Linked DNA regions of Homo sapiens: region 1 is linked to region 2. A link is an interaction called in ENCODE POLR2A ChIA-PET data of the cell type or tissue named here. Cell type or tissue: PC-3. All regions are shown on one strand.

Region 1 (8,000 bases), 1.2 Mb after region 2:
GGCATATTAATAAGTTATTTAGGCATAAAATAGATTTGTTTAAAGACTTCTATAAAATGAGGACTACCATCCAACTCACGGTGCTTGTAATGACCAGTTGATGAAATCCACGTACAGTACCATGCAGAGTGTCCAGCTCAATAATACATGTTTCTTATTCTTTCACTCCCCGCTTTTTGCATTCTTTCAAAGGAAGGGGAGCCCATCAGCAAGGCTGTTGTGCCTCTAGTGCTGACCTATTGCCCCCGGCTCTCCTACATCTGTTCCCCCACAGGTTTGCCCTGTCTTTAGTATGAGCAATATCCCCTCTCCCCAGGCTTCTTCTTTTCTGCCTTTGATGGGCTCCATACATCAGATTCTAGAGAATAATTTCTACCTATTGTTTTTCACATTCTAATGATCTTCTCTTCAAAGCCAATACACTAAAATGAGTGGTGTGTTTTCACCACCAGTTTTCTTACCACCTGTCATCTCTTTTAATCTTAGCAGCTTGCAGATTCTTTCAAGTCCCTCCAGAGGGAAATTCCCAGAGTCTGAAATGCTGTCCTTCTGGCGTGATGGGATTATCCATAACCGAGGCATCCTCCATGCTCATCAGGCTATAGGAGTGCTTTCACTGTGTAGGGAGTGAAGTATGTTAACACTATTGCACTGAAAAGGCTGCCCTCCAAAAAAGGAGGATATAAGAAATTCAGGTCATAGAATGTTTAAATTATGTAATCATATATTTTCATCAGCACTAAAAAATAATTTTTGGCTGTAAGGTATCATTTCTAAATTGCCCAATATAACATCCTGTAGGAAGGGAACTTTAGATATAGATAGATTATTGAATTGTGTTAGTACCCCTTGAAGAAACATCTGCTATTATTTTGACCTGTTTTGCATAGACTGAAACCCTTCCAGAAGCCTCATACATTATACATATGGTAAATCACAGCACTTTTACCTAATTGCTCCTTTAGGAGCTAATGACCCCCTTTGCTGCTTTGTTTCAGACACCTGATGCAATCAGCATGGAGAGGGTGTGCTCAGTCTCATCTGTTGCCTTGTAAATTCATGTTTAGTTCAAAATTAAGTGCAATTTCAAAGTGTTTAGTTTAATTTTAATCAATCTAGTTACTGTAAGCATTGCTCAAACTTATACGTTTGTTAAAATTTGTAAAGGTGACTTTGGTGAATGAATTTTGGCCTTTAAATAGATTCAGCTTGCTGTATATGCAGAATAACTTGCACAGAATCAACCATGGAAATTCAGTGAATATGCCCTTTGCTCTCATAATATTGAAAATCACAGCATAACTTGAAGGACCTTGTTCAGGTAAGAAATCAGTGCAGGATTTATAAAGGTACCATATAGGAACCTGGTACCATGGGCTGGTATGTTTCTTTATTATTATTTTCAGAGGGAGATTTGTGGATTGAATTTTTTTTATTTCTGAATACATAATTGATTTCTTAGCCAATTAAAAATGTGTAAGGCTGGGCCCAGTGGCTCACACCTATAATCCCAGCACTCTGAGAGGCTGAGGTGGGTGGATCACGAGGTCAGGAGTTCGAGGTCAGCCTGACCAACATGGAGAAACCCCGTCTCTACTAAAAATACAAAAATTAGCCAGGCATGGTGGCATGTGCCTGTAGTCCCAGCTACTCGGGAGGCTGAGGCAGGAGAATCACTTGAACCTGGGAGGGGGAGGTTGCGGTGAGCCGAGATCGGGCCACTGCACTCCAGCCTGGGTGACAGAGCAAGCCTCCATCTCGGGGGGAAAAAATTAAAAAATTTAAAAAAGATTAACTAAAATAAACATATATAAGCCTCATATAGCTTAAAAATAATTTTCTATAAAAAGATGAATAATGTAGTTTAAAACTACTCTCTATTCTTAAAAATTGAGAATGAAGATTTGGAAAGCAACTAAAAAATAATATACTCCAATTCTCTTATTAGACAGGGGAGCAAAGAAAGGCCCAAGGACCTTAGCAAGTGACGTGCTAAGGTCTGTTTTCCCCTGCAAATTGATGACTAAACTAGGACAAATACTGAGTTATGAAATACTTAATTTTATGGAGGAGAGGCACAGACACAATTATGACAGAAGTTTTAAAGAGTTAAAAAATTACTTTGCCCACTTCATAGCAATATAATAAAGAAGAAAACAGATATAACATGGAAAAGCATTGTTCTAATTAGCTGATTTTCTATGTATATAAATCCATGTAGCATTCCTTTCTAACTGCATTTTGTATTTGTTGTCATATTTCTTTTAAATGAAAATGAGTAAATCAATAATTCTGTTCATTTGGAGTGTCACATATTAAGGACTGAATTAGTTCCATTGATAGAAAAGAAATTTGTGAAGCAAGCGTGATGTTTGAAATTTATAATGGGTCCAGGTGCGGTGGCTCACGCCTATAATCCCAGCACTTTTGGGGGCTGAGGCAGGTGGATCACGAGGTCAGGAGATTGATGCCATCCTAGTCAACATGGTGAAACCCTGTCTCTACTAAAACACAAAAAATTAGCCGGGGTTGGTGGTGTGCGCCTGTAGTCCCAGCTTCTCAGGAGGCTGAGGCAGGGGAATTGCTTGAACCCGGGAGGCGGAGGTTGCAGTGAGCCGAGATCACGCCACTGCACTCCAGTGGCCACTGCACTCCACTCTGGCAACAGAGCAAGCCTCCATCTCAAAAAAATAAAAGGAAAAGAAAAGAAAAAGAAATTTATAATGGGAAAGTTTACCTACTTAATCTAATCATTTGCAAGTGTTCCCTGTTTATATCTAAATATAGCCACGGCCACAGAAGTGGAAATCCAGCAGTGCTAAGGTGGCTTGTTGGTTTGCTAATTATGAACTACACTTATCTATTCATCATAAGAGATTTTCTAGTATGCTTGTTAAACCTAGTTTTGGTGGATGCGTATAACCGAAAATAATGAAAGTGGTGGAACTGAATATAGACTATTCCGGATTCTAACTTTACACTCATACCAGTCTGTATCACAGACATATGATATGACAAGTAGTTGGACTGAGATTCAAGATTATCAAGAAGATTATTGGAATATGGTTTTATATCAACTCTCATTAATGAGCCCTAAATATATAGACTGTGCTTTGAAATATTAGCTGACAGTAGCACATATTAATTACTTTTTAATGCAAATACCTGTATTGGGAGTGATTGTTTTAAAATGCTTCCTATAATGGTGTACAATTATATAAAGTTTGGGGACCTTTGGAGACCTGCCTAGACAATGAGCATATGCTATTCATTACTCTCTTCCTAAAGCTTATCTCCTTAAGCTTCCTTGCAGAATAGTTTGTGTAATTACAAAACCATCACAAAGGAGAATTAGCAAAACATTTGGAAAGATGGATCCAATTTTATAGATTCAGAAACATAATTTGTTAACAGGATCAACATTCTCTTAGTAGCTCCACCAACACTGTCCAACGGAATAGTATGCAATGACAGAAATGTTCTGTGTCTGTGCTATCTGGTATAGTGGCCACTAGTTATGTGTATCGAGCACTTGGAATGTGGCTAGTGTGGCTGAGAAAGTAAAGTTTTAATTGTATTTAATTAATTAAAAATTAGTGGCTGGGCCCGGTGGCTCACACTTGTAATCCCAGCACTTTGGGAGACTGAGGCGGGCGGATCACAAAGTCAGGAGTTCAAGATCAGCCTGGCCAACACAGTGAAACCCTGTCTCTACTAAAAATACAAAAATTAGCTGGGTGTGGTGGCGGGCGCCTGTAATCCCAGCTACTTGGGAGGCTGAGGCAAGAGAATCGCTTGAACCTGGGAGGCACAGGTTGTGGTGAGCCGAGATCGTGCCACTGCACTCCAGCCTGGGCGACAGAGCTAGACTCCGTTACAAAAAAAAAAAAAAATAGAAAAATAATTTAAATAGCCACATGTTGCTAATGCCTACAGTATTGGGCAACTCAGTTCTTGAGAGAGATTACAGAATTCCTTCTAAGATCCCCTAGCACTGAGCACAGTGCCTGATACATATTAGCCAGATGAAATGAGAAATCAGGAAATGCAGCATATATATAGGAAGACAAAAACCCCCAGGCACACACACGTATCGTTGAAATGACACTGAACTCATTAACCTAATATGGAATGTAAAAGGAATTCACTTAGGAAAATAATCATTGCAAGTTCTTTGCTTGCTGACTAATTCATACAGGGTAAAAGTAAAAAAAATAAATTTTCTGTATGATTAAACTGGGTTACCAAGCAGATAAGATCCTATAAAACCCATAAAAGCTTGTTAGATCCCTGCCAGGGCATGAGATCTGTAAGCCTATGGAGTGACTTCCTTTTAAGGTGACAGCCCCTCTGGGTGAGGCAGAAGCCATTCCCACCTCCCGCTGTGTGTTCCAAGCCTCCTCCCTGAGTCAGCGGCAGGCACTTTAGGGCAGCGTCCTGTCCTGTCACTAGTGTGTAGCTAAGGAAACCTGGCTGAACGCATTGTTACTATGGCTCTGTGTGCCAGATCTCCGGGGCTGAGCATAACAGAAGAAGCTTAAGGACACTACATGCAACAGCCAGTGAGAGCAGGAGACATCGGTGTTTCCAGAGTCCAGACCCACCACAGTAAGTGAGAAATGAATGCTGGATTTTCCCCATCAGGCAATTCGCTGGCTTCCCTCATTTCCTTTTTATACTAACACCTGACACTTTAGAAAGTGGTCATATCTGTCATCACTGAGATATAAGAACAATTTTTTTCATAAACGTGAAATTTCTAAAGTAATAAAAATGGCATGAATTGAGATGCTGTTTTTGAGTGAAACATTGTACAGACGATTTTGAAGTGAAAAAAGAATGTTGAAATGGTATGTGTAGCAGGAACCCATGACTGTCGAAATGAACACGTATGTATAGAATAAACAAGAATGACATATTAGTGTGTAAAAAGAGGTATCCTACAGAAGTAACATTTTCAGTGATTTTCATTGTTTCTTTTGGCTTGCCTATGTTTTCCAAATTCCCTCCAATAAATATGCATTACTTTTATGATGAAAAACTTTACATTTTAAAAAACTACATTCTCTATCTTGACTAAATAATCCTTTGGTAATAATAATAGTAATATAGTAATATAGCAGGGAAGGAAGGAAAGAAGGAAGGAATGAAGGAAGGAAAGGAAGAGAAAGAGAAAACATCCTCAGATAATTTGTCCTAAAGTCTCCACTTTTACCAATTTTGAACGTTATTTGACAGTTCCTATGAAATTGGCTGTTTTTACCAATCTGTAATAGTCAAGAGGAACCATTTTGGTCAACTAGAGACAGATTACCCAGTTTCAAGATTTCAGATGAAATAAATTTAATTTAAAATAATAGCAAATGCTTTTTTATGTATAGTACTGAGAACTCAGAAGATGATGAATTAGTAATTGGTGTATTCATGTATTTATTCAACTGGTAAATGTTAGAAACCATGCAACATGCTAGAGATAAAAGGATGAATAAATGAACACAGATTTAACTATACATTTTATTTTTTAAACTTATATTTTAACTACTTCCAAAAATGATTTGTGCTGGATTATAGAAATTTTATTTTTTCATTTTTTACTTTTATTATTATTTTTTAATACAGGATCTGGCTCTGTCACCCAGGCTGGAGAGCCATGGCTCATTCTCAGCTCACTGCAACCTCTGCCCCCCCAGGCTCAAGCCATCCTCCCACCTCAGCCTTCAGAGCAGCTGGGAAGGACTACAGGCACAGGCCACCATGCCCAGCCAATTTTTTTGTATTTTTGGTAGAGATAGGTTTTGCCATGTTGACCAGGCTGATCTTGAACTCCTGGGCTCAAAGCAATCCACCTGCCTTGGTGGGATTACAGGCATGAGCCACTGCACCCAGCCAGATTGTAGAAATTTTATCAGAAACATATTTATTATTGTAGACAATATTATTATTGTAGACATTATTAAATAGTCAAATGATCTATTAGATATAAAGGTATCAAAAACCTATTCAATCGTTTTGGAAAATGACATTGTAAGGATTTGAGAAGTCACCAGAAGAAAATCCAAATTATTTTCATCCCAGAATACTAGGAAAGACATTTGAAAAGTCTGCCACTTTAATTCTGCTTTTTACTAGTTGATGGGTCTTAAACAAGGTACATCAACAACCTCTCAGATTTAATAGATCCATGTCATAGAGAAGTTTTCATATTATTTGAATTTCAAAGTTGAAAGACTAAAATGCAAATACTCTGAAAGCAACATTGCTGGCAAACAGCTGGTTTGCATTTACATTTTCTAAGCTCCAATAGATCCTTACCTACCTTTTAAGGATTTTCTAAGGCCACCAGGACATTATATTTTTAAACACTGGCAGCTTACTACTGTTAGAATTTTGTTTTGCCCACCTGTTCAGTCGGTGGTGACCTATCTCTGAACTATGGTTGATGCTTCCTTTCTGCATACTCCCAGGCTACCTTTTACTCCAGCAATCATCAAAGCCAGGGAGTACTGAAAAACCAGGGACTTTGGGTTAACACACATGAGTGGCAGACATCACCCCTCTTGACCCAGCTGCCCCTCTAAGGGGCTTTGAGAAAAGCACAAGAGAAAAAAAAATGATCCTAGGGCTAGGTTGGATACTGGCAGTCCCTCAAGAGGAAAGCAGAAGACCATTGGAAAGAGAGATCAGATGCTGGAAACCAAGATGAATCTGAGAAGACAGAACAATCAAATGACAAATCGGGGGCAGATGAGGGCCAGAGTGATGGGAGAGGGCCAGGAGAGATGAGAGGGAGCTGAGAGGAGGGTAAAGACTAGGATGGTTTTGGAACTCATTTAGGGACACTGAGCTCTACTTTCCATATGCTGTCAATGAACAACAGGCCTGTTCTTGGTGGGCAAGGGGTACGTCTTCCACCCCATACCATCTTGAACAATGCCATCCCTCATAGCTTGGGGTTTACTATTTATTTAAAAAAAATTAACCCAGGTATTGTGATTTTATTTTTGACCTCTACACTGTCAATAGCCAACAAACAGGACTTCAATCCTATCATCAGAATTATTAGATACAATGCAATAACCAACCCAGGATTTGTCCTCATCCATGAGGGCCCTACAAGGAGAATCCTTTCATTGTCCTTCTGAGTGTCACATTCCTTCAACACCTACAAGCTTCCCAAAGTGACTCCAAAACTACCATGCAGCAGTAGTGACATGGCTCCTTATTTTCACAGTGATTAATATTTACTGAGAACCTGCTATTTACAGTTACTTTACATACATTATCCTTCTTCATGTGCATAACAACCCTGTGAAGGAGGTAGCCATATCCCAGTTTAAAAGGACAAACTGAAATGCAGAAGGGTTCAGAAAGTCTGAAACACATACAGCTGCTACATGTCACGGCTGGGTTTGAAGCAGGCCCCAGCTCTTTTCCTTGTGCTGTGATGTTGCTGTATCGCTCAGATCTAATGTTCTGTGGCCCATTTTACCATGGTATCACTGAATTAGCACATTATCAATTCCCTAATCACATGGCTGCTTCTTAGCCACACATAATTCTACTCTATGTTAGCGAGCTGGGCTCAGCAGTTACTTTGATCTTTTTTTAAAGGCTGCAGTGAACATCCAGTAATAATGTATGAGCAACGTAACCTTTCAAAGTGGAAATATGTCTAATGGTCACAACCACCTCTCCTTTCAACTCCCTTACCCTCACATCTCCATTGCAATTATTCCTTAATTATTGAAACCTCTAGTCCATTGATGCTGTCACTCTTTCACAATTTTCACTACTCTCGAAACCTTGCTTCTCTTTTTGCCCAGCTTACAATTCATGACCCATTTCTAAAATCATTTAATTGAAAACATGCTCAATTTTCTGGCCCCACTCTCCCTGTACTTACCTGGCTAGACTCCAACTCTTCATGAGCCTAACTAGCCATTTTCTCTATGCCTAGAGATTAATCACATCTGTTGTCCTGGCTGCACTTTAAATTTGCA
Region 2 (8,000 bases):
GTGAGGGAGGAAGGGAAGGGCCCTTCTCAGTGGTCACCTTCACATCCCTGTGCTCCTGACTTCTAACCCCTTCCTTCCCCCACAGCTGGGAAATCTCTGTGTAATCTTGCATGAGATTTCTTTCTCTCGCTTAACAAATAGGCTTCTAAATCTTACGTACGCCTGTATCTTTCCCATTCCCCATGGGGACTTGAGTTTTGGAGACTCAAAAGTCAAAAGAATCTCATTTGTTTCTCTACTTTCTGTTAACTTACACTGCCTGGGGGTAGTGGAACTCAGAATAGTCTATCTGAGAGACTTGAAAGATGGTAAGAACGAGATCAGAGAAAATATTACAGGAAAACAGTGACTAATGCTTCAAAAGTATGTCCTACCCCATAATTATTGATTAATTCCCTAAGAGAAGTGGCTGGGATGGCATTTGGAACAAAGACGAAACCTTTTGATATGTGCTAAATGGCATATAGAAGCTGTAATATAACACATGGGAGATCTTAAGAAAAAATATTATTTGTAACAAATAGAAATTATTTAGGATATGCGCTAGATTATATGGAGGTCCCTCTCTCTCTACTGTGACTTGGCTGTAGAACCTGAGGCTCCTTGCTTCTCCTTCTAAGTACCGGCTTTCTCATTTGTTAAGTGGTGATAATAACCCTGACTTCACAAGATTTTTGTGAGAATTAAATTCAATTAAATCATCAAGGAGATGCATGATAGCCATTTAGCAAATGCTTGTTTGTCCTTTTGCTCTTTCATCCATTCACATGTTTATCTTTTCTCATCAGATATGCACACCCTACTTCTCCATAGCAAGACCACAGCCACTGTTAATGAACCTTGTGTAATATGTATAATAGGTGGTTGGGTGGGTGTGGCTCCATCCTACCCACTTATCTCATCCGTTACAAATGTACACCCTAAGTAAAATCCATAAAGGTAAGCCTTGGGTTCACTATTCCTATAGAGCTGATGAAACAAATGCTTATGACTAAGACCTCCCCATGGCCCTTAGTGGTTCCTAATGAATGAGTTTTGAGTAGAAACATTATCTTTAATGACAGCCTTTAAGCATGCACAGCACCTGCCTCCGCATCTCTTTAAGTGAACATTATCAGTGATGTTTTCTAGGCTTCACATACAGCATTGGAGGAGATAAAATCTTAGATCTAGAGTGGAATTCATAACTGCTATTTTTCTTTTTAAAATTGAGGTACAATTTTCACACAATAAAGTGCACAGGTCTTAAGTGTTCAATTTAGTGAGTTTTGACAATTCCACACAGCCATGTAACTGCTATCCAAAACAAAAATTTAACATTTTCATTACCCCAGACATTTCCTTATGCTCCTTTCCAGTCAACTGTCCCCCCAGCATGGCAGCATTTTTCAGTATGACAGCTCCCACATATTCTTAGGGGTGCTTTCTATTTTATTTAACATTGAAACTCTCACAACTGCCTTCTGTTGGAAGTAGGCTAATAATGAGAGCCAACACTTGCTAAGAAGAGATTTCATGCATCATCGCACTTAATATTCATAACTATCCTGTGAGGTAGGAACTATTATTTCTTCATTTTACAGATAAGGAAACTGAAGCTTAATGAGATAAAGTTGCTCACGGGTCAATGAGCTCTTCAGTAGCAGAGCTGGGATTTGAACTCAGATTGGTCTGATTCCAGACCTTGACTTTGTAACCAATATGCTACTGTGCTAAGGAGCAGAGGTGCCTCACGGTTTAGATAATGAGTGCGATTTTTCCCAGGTCTGGATTTTGTAAGAAAGGAAAAAAAGTATAAGTTGTTTATATATATATGTGTATATATATACACATATATATATACATATTCACAGTATAATCCCATTTCATTTAATATACTTATGAGACTTGTTCCCCTTTCATTAAATTGTGCCAGCAAGATTTTTACTAGTTGACTGTTAAGAACTGGTAATAGTAATAATGATCATCATAATGATGACTTTTATGAGAGCAACCATTTTTTAATACTTAACTATGTGTCAGGTGCTGTGTGAAACACTGCACCTAAATTTCCTTATTTAGTTCTCGTAATCACTATAATGGTAGTGTCTGTTACTAACATTTTTTTTTTTTTTTTTGAGACACAGTCTTGCTCTGTCACCCAGGCTGGAGTGCAGTGGCACAATCATGGCTCACTGCAACCTTGACCTCCTGGGCTCAAGTGATTCTCCCACCTTAGCCTCCCGAGTAGCTGGAACCCACCATGCCCAGCTAATTTTTTAGTTTTGTAGAGATGGGGTCTCGCCATGTTGCCCAGGCTGATCTTGCACTCCGGGGCTCAAGCATTCCTCCCACCTCAGCCTCCCAAACTGCTGGGATTACAGGTGTGAGTCACTACGCCCAGCCCATTTTTACAGGCTAAAAATGTGAGGCTTAGAGAGTCTGAGTGACTTGCGAAAGCTGCACAGCTAGAAAGTAGTGGAGCCGATTTTGAATCTTGGCAGTCTACCCAGAGAGCCTTTACTTTCAACCACTACATCCTCTTGATCCTCTGCATATGCCCTCGGTCCTGTTGATAAAGAATGGTCTTGGTTCCTGCCTGAAACAGCTTTCATCAGAATTAAATATGTGTGTGTGAATTCTGCCAGCTGGCTCTTTTTTAGATAAGATCATTTTAGTTCCAAACACTTAGGTCCACCTGGGCTTTAGAACGTGGGAAATAGCCAGGCTGGCCCTGGGCCAAGTTGTGAAGTAAAGGAAGTGTGTCTGGGACATTTTATCCTCCTCTGCACGTTGCCATACCCTCTAAAGATCCTATCAACCAAAGACTGCTCACCTTTCAATTCCTGGAGCCCAAGTCTTGCCAGAGGAACTGAGTCCTTCAGCTGTGGGCTTGTTGAGAGCCCTGCTTTTGCCCCTCCCTTGCCCCAGCCTGGGGTGGCTTTTCCCATTTATATCGAAGCCAGTTTCACTCTAGCTTTCCTGTCCAAGCCTGTGCTGATACCCTTAGGTAGGGAGGCTGGTAGAGGCTCTCCGGACATCCGAGGCTCTCTAGAAATAGGGCCTTTATCTATTTTTGGCAATCTCAGAGGTGTGTCTTCCAGTACTGATAGGAAAGGCAGGCAGGGCAACCTTACTGATAACAACAGCTCATCTGCAGATAGCATTGAATCTGTGTGCTGTGCTGTTCTGAGTGCTTTATAATACATATTAGTTTATTTAATCCTCAGTACAGCTCCAGGCAGTGTGTTTGTCAAGGCAAGAGACAGGGGTCACACAGGTGGAATTCTGAAGAGAATTTAAGGAAGGGACTATTTACAGATGAGTAGGTAGATTTAAGTGAATCCATGAGGGATGGGGAGGCATCCAGGAAACCAGCAGCAGTGGGCAGCTGTTCCCAGCCCTGGGCAGAAGGGGCAAGCCAAGGACCTCGTGTAACCGGAGCCTGATGAGGAGCTGCTGTAGGAAGGGCAGCTCTGCGGAGCTGTCTGTGTCTAGAGGGATGTGGCCAGAGCCCCAGTGGTGTGTGGGCAGGTGAGGAGTGAGGGAAACGCTGACTGCTCTCTCTTTCCTGTTTCCTTCCCGTTTCCCATTGGCTGAAACAACCAAAAGCCTGAGGTCAAGGGGTCAGTCCAGGTGATACAGGCTTGATGTGTCAGTCCCCAGAGGGCTCAGTACAGGGCCTAAAGGCACACCGAGAATAATCAGCCCATGAAGGAAGTGAGGCACAGAGAGGCTGAGCCATGGGCCCACATTCAAGGAGCTGGGAAGTGGCAGAACCAGGATCTGAACTGAGGCTGATAAATCTGCTCTTAACCACTCCACCACACTGGCTCTAGCATTTTCTTTCACACTTACGTAGTGTCTTACAGTTTTCAGAGAGATACTGGTGCCAAAAGACCTGAGAAACTACTTTGGAAGGTGCCCCAGTCGTATTATTCCCATCGAATTGATTCTAGTCTGACTCTAGGATCAGACTTTTGGTGTCACTATTAGGTAGAACTACTGGGATGAATGTAGTCCAATCTATGTAAGTTGTAAATTAAAAATAATATCATAAGTCCCCCACCGAGTGGAACTGTTTTGGCCAAGGGGACCCCAGAAAAACCTTAAAAACTGAGTTGCCAGGCCAGGCTCAGTGGCTCACATCTATAATCCCAGCACTTTAGGAGGCTGTGGCAGGCGAATTGCTTGAGCTCAGGAGTTCGACACCAGCCTAGGCAACAAAGTGAGACCCCGTCTCTACAAAAAACACAAAAATTAGTTGGGCGTGTTAGCACATGCCTATGGTCCTAGCTACTCGAGAGGCTGAGGTGGGAGGATAGCCTGAGCCTGGGAGACAGAGGTTGTAGTGAGCTGAAATCATGCCACTCACTCCACTGGGCAACAGAGCCAGACCCCCTCTCAACAAACAAACAAACAAACCAACAAAGTTGCCAGCCATGATGGGACAGGCGGTCAGACACGCCTTGTTATGTCCCCTCTTTTTTGGAGGTTAAACAAAACAACTGACCAGCATTAATGTTAAAATAGAGATCGTAAGACTGACAGAACAGACTGTGGCAAGAAGATATTAAATTATAAACAAGACCTTAGGCCATGCCAGGCAAAGGTGAAGTCAGACACCACTACATTTAAAGAACAGACTATGTTCTAACTGCCACAGAGCTTTTTTCTTTTTCTCTAGCAGCTATACAAGCACTAGCCTCCAGATAAGCATTATTAAAACTATCAGTAGCTCCACCAGATGCTGACTAACTAACCCCTGGTCACTGTTCCACCAGCCATCACTGCAGCTCTGACTGGACAAGAGATTGATTTCAGTCAGTGATCTCCTGATAAGAAGACCACTGACCATGAACTTGGTCCTGGTTGGTTTACAGGGACCGTGCACTTGAATGCCTTCATGTCCTGAAATAACCTTTTGACATATAGAACCTGATTATATACATTTAAATGTTAAGTCTCCACCCAAAGTAAACATGAGTTGAATGTTATATGTGTGTTTGTTCAATAGGCATGCCTCAGGACCAACTTCATGAATATTCATAGCTCCTCGTGTGACCTGTTGAATATGTGTGTTTAGTCAATGGTTCAGCATAAAGCTTCTACTCCAACCCCTCCTTCTTTGAAGCGCCTGTCTCTGGTCTTGGCCTAAGGCACATTTCCCAGCCTGTGGGATGGCCAGCCACCTTGCAGGCTGTAATTCTTTCTTTTCTTTTCTTTTCTTTTTTAAATTATACTTTAAGTTCTGGGGTACATGTGTGGAACGTGCAGGTTTGTTACATAGGTATACATGTGCCATGGTGGTTTGCTGTACCCATCAACCCGTCATCTACATTAGGTATTTCTCCTAATGCTATCCCTCCCCTAGTCCCCTACACCCCAACAGGCCCCAGTGTGTGATGTTCCCCTCCCTGTGTCCATGTGTTCTCATTGTTCAGCTCCCACTTATGAGTGAGAACATACAGTGTTTGGTTTTCTGTTCTTGTGTTTGTTTGCTGAGAATGATGGTTTCCAGCTTCATTCATGTCCCTGCAAAGGACATGAACTCATCCTTTTTTATGGCTGCATAGTATTACATGGTGTATATGTGCCACATTTTCTTTATCCAGTCTATCATTGATGAGCATTTGGGTTGGTTCCAAGTCTTTGCTATTGTGAACAGTGCTGCAATGAACATATGTGTGCATGTGTCTTTATAGTAGAATGATTTGTAATCCTGTGGGTATATACCCAGTAATGGAATTGCTGGGTCAAATGGTATTTCTGGTTCTAGATCCTTGAGGAATTGCCACACTGTCTTCCACAAGTTGAACTAATTTACACTCCCACCAACAGTGTAAAAGCGTTCCTATTTCTCCACATCCTCTCCAGCACCTGTTGTTTCCTGACTTTTAATGATTGCCATTCTAACTGGCATGAGATGGTATCTCATTGTGGTTTTGATTTGCATTTCTCTAATGACCAGTGATGATGAGCTTTTTTTCATATGTTTGTTGGCTGCATAAATTATCTTCTTTTGAAAAGTGTCTGTTCACATCCTTCACCCACTTTTTGATGGGGTTGTTTTTTTTTTTCTTGTAAATTTGTTTAAGTTCTTTGTAGATTCCGGATATTAGCAGGCTGTAATTCTTTACAAGAAATAGTCTCCTTTCTAAATTATAAATTACATGTTTTTTTAAGTTAACAAAACACATGTGTGTCTTAAAATTTTTCCCACCGGTGACAGAGATCCTAGTGATAGAGAAAAAGGCTTTATTCATCTGTTTAAAAGGTCCCTGTAAATAGTAGGCCCTAAACAGAAATTACTCATGATAGACACAGGTGACATTGGTAGGGCTTGGCCAGTTCAGTCAGTTGATAACTAAGATGGTCAAGTTTATGAAACAGAAAGATCACAAACTAGCAAGTGTTGGAAAACTGCTGGTAAGACGGGGAGAATAATTTTGTTTCAAGTTAAGAAAAACTGACACTTGTGGTTTCCGTGTGAGAGGAGTCAGTACTCAGTTTGAGCAACTTCTGCAAAAAAAAAAAAAAAGGTACCCTCCTGGGTTGAATCCAATTGAGGCAAGCCAACTGATAAAAAATACAAGCATTGTGTGGAAAGGAGATACTAAAAAACACTCTTTTGTGAAAAAGATACAAACTTCAATCAAGATAAATAAAACCATTGGAATAAGCTCTTCTTATATTAAAGAAGTAAAGTCTTAAGATAGTCTTTTATGGTTTATTATTTTATTTCTAATTAAGTTTTATTGTAATAAAACTTTATTTCTAAATAAAATCTTAATTAGAAATTAATGCTTAGCAAGCTTACTAAAGTACACTTTTTTTCCTCCTTTTTGAGACAGGGTCTTGCTCAGTTTCCCAAGCTGGAGTGCAATGGTATGAACATAGCTCACTGCAGCCTCAACCTCCCAGGCTCAAACAATCCTCCCACTCCGGCCTCCTGAGTAGCTGGGACCATAGGCGTGTGCCACCCCACCTGGCTAATTAAAATTTTTTTTTTTTTTTATATAGAGACAGGAGCCTCACTAAGTTGCCCAGGCTGGTTTCAAACTCCTGGGCTCAAGCAGTCCTACCACCTCAGCCTACCAAAGTGTTGGAATTACAGATATCAGCCACCACACCCAGCTAAAGTACACCTTTAATGTTAGGCAGACAACAGTTTCTATGAAGAAAAAGGGTGAGAGAGCTGCATGTGGTGGCTCATGCCTGTAATCCCAGCTACTGGGGAGGCTGAAGTGGGAGGGTTGCTGGAGTCCAGGAATTTGAGGTTGCAGTGAGCTATGATAGTGCCACTGCACTCCAGCCTGGGCAACAGAGTGAGACCTTGTCTTTAAAAAAATAAAAAGAAAAAGGGTGAACTTGGGAAGGAGAGTAGGATAGAGGAGATAGAAAAAAGAGATTAAAAGTATGCATTGTCTCTACTCTCTTACCTTGGGAGGTAAGGAAAAAAAACATGTCTGTTGGGGTCTGACAATACATTATCACCATTTACATTTTAGTTGTCCCTGAGTTCTGGTGGAAAGGCAAAGTTATCCTTAATGGGGGGATTACTTCTAAATTGCAGGCTGTAATTTTACAACAGTTCTCCCCTGTAGACTCATGTGCCTGCCAGAAAAGTAGGGCTTCCGTGAGGTATTCACCCAATTGCCCTTCTCTGGAATCTGGGGCCCACCTTTGGGAACTACATGTCTCCTGGCATCAATTCATCCTCAACAGGTAGCTACCCTCCCACCCCTGCAGCCCACACTCTTTCCTGTACTTTTCTTGATCTAATTGCCTGGACCCTCCCTGCCCTAGATAACTGGTGTCTCTTAGAGTGTCTCCAAATGTAAGAAACACACCTAGGCAGACAATTTTAAAGTAAGGGAGGTTTAGATTAGATTTTTAAAAAACAAGTATTTTTTAAAATTAATATTTGAATTTTTTGATTTAATATTAATTTCTCCTTGATCTCTGCAAATCATGAAATGCATGAAGGTAACTTCAACCAAGCCAGTGTGATGAGAAAC

What was found. Peaks named below come from ENCODE experiments on the same cell type or tissue, not always from the same donor. Only the 100,000 strongest peaks of a DNase experiment are listed, where the experiment ranks them.
Region 1: POLR2A ChIA-PET joins it to region 2 with 5 read pairs; 2 of 35 experiments call an interaction of 5 or more read pairs at or near these places.

What each region holds. Positions count from the first base shown.
Region 1 is chr12:25,645,102-25,653,101 of GRCh38, reverse strand. It overlaps a transcript of LMNTD1 not described here. Among named protein-coding and RNA genes, the nearest start is that of LMNTD1, 96 kb to the right of the region's middle. In PC-3, no CTCF peak of the experiment used is centred here; a DNase peak (open chromatin) is centred at 4,391; H3K4me3 peaks cover 1,049 bases; H3K27ac peaks cover 973 bases.
Region 2 is chr12:26,865,693-26,873,692 of GRCh38, reverse strand. No RefSeq gene overlaps it. Among named protein-coding and RNA genes, the nearest start is that of ITPR2, 36 kb to the right of the region's middle. In PC-3, no CTCF peak of the experiment used is centred here; a DNase peak (open chromatin) is centred at 2,432; H3K4me3 peaks cover 720 bases; H3K27ac peaks cover 725 bases.